2 separate regions of the Homo sapiens genome follow, and region 1 is linked to region 2. Evidence: read pairs that join two places in POLR2A ChIA-PET (ENCODE). Cell type or tissue: K562. All regions are shown on one strand.

The links. ChIA-PET counts read pairs that join two places held together with the same protein. Peaks named below come from ENCODE experiments on the same cell type or tissue, not always from the same donor. Only the 100,000 strongest peaks of a DNase experiment are listed, where the experiment ranks them.
Region 1: POLR2A ChIA-PET joins it to region 2 with 5 read pairs; 34 of 35 experiments call an interaction of 5 or more read pairs at or near these places.

Annotation. Positions count from the first base shown.
Region 1 is chr17:63,769,452-63,771,951 of GRCh38, reverse strand. The region is part of intron 1 of CCDC47 (coiled-coil domain containing 47); the gene reads left to right. Among named protein-coding and RNA genes, the nearest start is that of CCDC47, 2.9 kb to the left of the region's middle. In K562, no CTCF peak of the experiment used is centred here; a DNase peak (open chromatin) is centred at 1,511; H3K4me3 peaks cover 1,276 bases.
Region 2 is chr17:63,821,659-63,824,158 of GRCh38, reverse strand. It overlaps FTSJ3 (FtsJ RNA 2'-O-methyltransferase 3), which reads left to right. Exons shown (of 21, transcript NM_017647.4): 12 at 1-75; 13 at 207-342; 14 at 1,991-2,175; 15 at 2,316-2,436. Among named protein-coding and RNA genes, the nearest start is that of PSMC5, 4.5 kb to the left of the region's middle. In K562, no CTCF peak of the experiment used is centred here; no DNase peak of the experiment used is centred here.

The DNA.
Region 1 (2,500 bases), 52 kb after region 2:
TGCCACCACGCCCGGCTAATTTTTGTATTTTTAGTAGAGGTGGGGTTTCACTATTTTGGCCAAGCTGGTCTCGAACTCCTGACCTCAAATGATCCACCCACCTCGGCCTCCCAAAGTGCTGAGATTACAGACGTGGACCACCACGCCTGGCCTAGAGCTGACATTTTAAACCAAGTCTAATTTCACCAAAGTATGTGCTGTTTTCTATATTTCTTCCACTTTTGACCAAATATCACAACATGAGAACTAGAGGGAAAGCCTAGAAAAACTAGAAGAGAAACTTTAACAGGTAGTAATTTAGAGGACTGAAGACCCTTAGGCCTAGTGGAAGTGGAAAATATACATTCCAGAGTTTAAAAACACTCATTAGTAACTAAAGATGGTTAAAGGAAGCTAGGGATGTTTAGAGACACATCCCATACCTCTTTGAGGCTGGCATTGACAAAGTGGCATGCTTTCCCATAGATTGTCCCTTGATACTAACCTGAAGGATCAACTAGTATAAAAAGAATGTTTAGTTCTCCCTTGATATGTATGGGGGATTGGTTCCAGGACCCCTTGAGAATACCAAAATCCATGGATACTCAAGTCCCTTATATAAAATGGTGTAGTATTTACGTATAACCTATGCACCTCCTACCATATACTTATATATGTATATGTATATACACTATATAATTATCTCTAGATTACTTATAATACCTAATTTAATTGTATTTTTTTTTAACTGTTCTTGCCTCCAAATCTGTTCCATCTGTGGTTGGTTGAATCCACAGATGTGGAACCCATGGGTAGGGCCTACTGTACCGTTGGCCTATCCTTTATGGCATTTCTCAAAATCATTTGTACCTTTCAAATTTTATGAACTTTAATTCTAAGAACATTTAATTTCTTTCTTTCTTTCTTCCTTCCTTCCTTCCTTCCTTCCTTCCTTCCTTTCTTTCTTTCTTTCTTTTTTTTTTTTTTGACACAGTCTCGCTCTGTCACCCAGGCTGGAGTGCAGTGGCATGATCTTGGCTCACTGCAATCTCCGCCTCCCAAGTTTAAGCAATTTTCCTGCCTCAGCCTCCCAAGTAGCTGGGATTACAGGTGTGTGCCACCATGCCTGGCTAATTTTTTGGTATTTTTAGTCGAGACGGGATTTCACCATGTTGACCAGGCTGTTCTCGAACTCCTGACCTCCGCTGATCTGCCCGTATTGGCCTCCCAAAGTGCTGGGATTACAGGTGTGAGCCACTGCGCCCAGCCTTTAAGAGCATTTAATTTCTTGAGCATCCATGGATTGCAAGGCATTCGACAATAACCTTCGATATTAAACTGATTTCTTTAAGAAGTTTCAGTGCTATAAATGAGATTTAGAATATTCTCCATCTCAGAGCACCTTGAAAGAGTAGTACATATTTCCCTTTGCCATACTCTCACTTCCGTTAATACTCAATTGCTTGCATTATGGCTTCCATCCTTATCACTTCCCTGCAGTTGCCAGTAATGATTTCATCATGACCTGGCCCCTGAGGGCCTTTCCAGCCTCCTTTCTCCCACTTGAGTCTACAAACCCAATGTCCTATCATACCAGGCTCCTAAAATATGCTATTTCAGGCCTCCATGCCAAACCTGTTCCGCAGTCTGCAATGCCTCTTCTCTAGTGACAAAAGTACACTACAGAAAAAAAAAAATTAGTCCGGGCACGGTGGCTCATGCCTGTAAATGCCTGTAATCCCAGCACTTTGGGAGGCCGAGGCAGGTGGATCACCTGAGGTCAGGAGTTCGAGACCAACCTGGCCAACATGGTGAAACCCCATCTGTACTTAAACTACAAAAAAAATTAGCCAGGCATGATGGTGAGTGCCTATAACCCAGCTACTCAGGAGGCTGAGACAGAAGAATCGCTTGAACCCAGGAGGCAGAGGTTGCAGTGACCCGAGATCACGCCACTACACTCCAACCTGGGCTACAGAGTGAGACTCTGCCTCAAAAAAAAAAAAAAAAAGAAAGAAAAATAAAGACAAAATATCCAGAATTCTACCATACAAGCTAACTAATATTTGTATGTAAATGTATGTTTTTCTAAACCAAGCTTGTCCAACCCATGGCCTGCAGGCCGCATGTGACCCAGGACAGCTTTGAATGTGGCCTAACACAAATTCGTAAACTTTCTTAAAACATTATGAGATATTTTTTAGCTTATTGGCTATCATTAGTGTTAGTGTATTTTATGTGTGGCCCAAGACAATTATTCTTCTTCCGTTGTGCCTCAGGGAAACCAAAAAATTTGACATCCCTGTTAAACTTTTTTGTTTTCTTTTTCTTTTCTTTTCTTTTCTTTTTTTTTTTTTTTGAGATGGAGTTTCACTCTTGTTGCCCAGGCTGGACTGCAATGGCGCTGTCTCGGCTCACTGCAACCTCCACCTCCTGATTCAAGCGATCCTCCTGCCTCAGCCTCCCAAGTAGCTGGGATTACAGGCGCCTGTCACCATGCCCGGCTAATTTTTGTATTTTT
Region 2 (2,500 bases):
GGAAGAGGAGGAGGAGGAACAACTGAACCAGACCTTGGCAGAAATGAAGGCCCAGGAGGTGGCGGAATTGAAGAGGTGAAAGGAGCTGGGGTAGAGCTTGGAGTTCCCCAACGCAGGGACTGTGTGAAGATGGGAGAAGAAAATGCAAGGCATGGATAGAAACTTTGGAGCTGGGCCGGTTTTACTCCCTCAATCCACCCCCTCAGGAAGAAAAAGAAGCTGTTGCGTGAGCAGAGAAAGCAGCGGGAGCGTGTGGAGCTGAAGATGGATCTGCCTGGGGTTTCCATTGCAGACGAGGGGGAGACTGGCATGTTCTCCTTGAGCACCATCCGGGGTCACCAGGTGAGGCGGCATTGGGGGTGCAGGTTTAGGAGACAGAAGGATCTGTTTGGGTGTTTGGAGGTGGGGGGTGTTGAATGTCTTTTTAGGTTGCCGAACGATAGGCTGTGGTTGCTGTCTTCACCACAGGGTGCCTTGGTGAGTATAAGGCCACAAAGAAACATAAACCAAAAAGGATGAGTTAGGTAGATAGATGAGTGTGATAGATTTATTTTTTTTTTTTTTGAGACGGAGTCTTGCTCTGTTGCCCAGGCTGGAGTGCAGTGGCACGATCTCGGCCCACTGCAAGCTCCACCTTCCAGGTTCACACCATTCTCCTGCCTCAGCCTCCCGAGTAGCTGGGACAACAGGCGCCTACCACCACGCCTGGCTAATTTTTTGTATTTTTAGTAGAGACGGGGTTTCACCGTGTTAGCCAGGATGGTCTCGACCTCCTGACCTCGTGATCTGCCCACCTCGGCCTCCCAAAGTGCTGGGATTACAGGCGTGAGCCACCGCGCCCGGCTGATAGATTTATTCTTGAAGAACTAGAACATCAGAAAAGAACTTAGGTTATAGTAGATGCTGCCAGGTTACTTGAGTTTCAAGCACAGATGAATAGAGGATCTCCCTCAGAGGGGAGCAGCATTCTTTAGTTCATTGAGACCAAGTGAGCACTCGCATTAGGGTACTTCCACTGAATACTGAAGAACATGTTTTTCCTGACAAAATCAGGGTCACAAACAAAATGAACTTTTGTGGCTTATGTGTGGGAGTGTCATAATCAGGTCATCTTTGTTGTACAGGAGGGCAGTAGAGCATGGTGGCCCTAGAGCAGACACAGGCTCAGGTTTCCTTCCCAGCTCTACCACCTGGAGCTTTGTGAAGTGACTGAGCTGACTACCACTTATCCTTGCTGCCTCAGTTTCCTCATCTGTAAAACAATAATAGAACCTACCTACTAGAGTTTTTGGTGAGGAATAAAAAAAGATAGGTGTAATCCCTCATATGTGATAAACACTCAAGAAATAGTAGTTGGAGTTTTTCCTTTGAGACAAGATCTTGTTTTGTCACCCAGGCTGGAGTTCAGTGGTGCCATCATGACTCACTGCAGCCTCAAACTCCTGGCATCAAGCAATCCTCCTGCCTCAGCCTCCCAAAATGCTGAGATTACAGGTGTGAGCCACCATACCCAGCCTAGTATCTTTACCATGAGGAAAATAAAAGGTTCTGACAATTGGTTTAAGTGGAACAGTTTTGTTGGATGTATGTTGGCTGGGCCCCTTTTATTCAGTGGAAACAAACTGTGTAGACGGTATTCTCAGGAGATGATTGAGATGCTGTCTGAGAATAATTTTTAAAGGAAAACCAGTGTTGTAGAATATGTTAAGATTTGGTGCTATGTGGGCTGTAGGTACCTTCCTTAAGACCTATTTGTGATACCACTGAGACAAGACAGCTGAGTGGGATAGATCAGTAACCCAGCCTAGAACGGGATGTTGTAAACAGGCCATTCACTACCCTGGATCTGAGCTTTCCCATCTGTGAAAGGATAATGGATTTGCCAGTGTTCTTTCTAGTGTTGCTGAGCATAGACTGAGGTGAGGGACACAGAAAAAAAAACAGTATATTTCCTTTTAAATAGTTTACCTTTGTTTCTGTTACACTTCAGTTATTAGAGGAAGTAACACAAGGGGATATGAGTGCAGCAGACACATTTCTGTCCGATCTGCCAAGGGATGATATCTATGTGTCAGATGTTGAGGACGACGGTGATGACACATCTCTGGATAGTGACCTGGATCCAGAGGAGCTGGCAGGAGTCAGGGGACATCAGGGTCTAAGGGACCAAAAGCGGTAAGGGGCACGTGTGCACCAAAGGGAATGCTGCCACTCTGAGGAAGTGTTAGGGTGGGTACTACCAGAGCCTGAGTAGGGCAGCAAGGGCTCCAGGCAATCTGGGTCTCTGAGCCCCCTACTTTCCTTTGGGTCTACAGTATGCGACTTACTGAAGTGCAAGATGATAAAGAGGAGGAGGAGGAGGAGAATCCACTGCTGGTACCACTGGAGGAAAAGGCAGTACTGCAGGAAGAACAAGCCAACCTGTGGTTCTCAAAGGTAAGGAGAGGCCGGGGGCAAGACTGCGGGGAGATGAGTCTTCCTTGGGAGAAGGGCAGCTGAT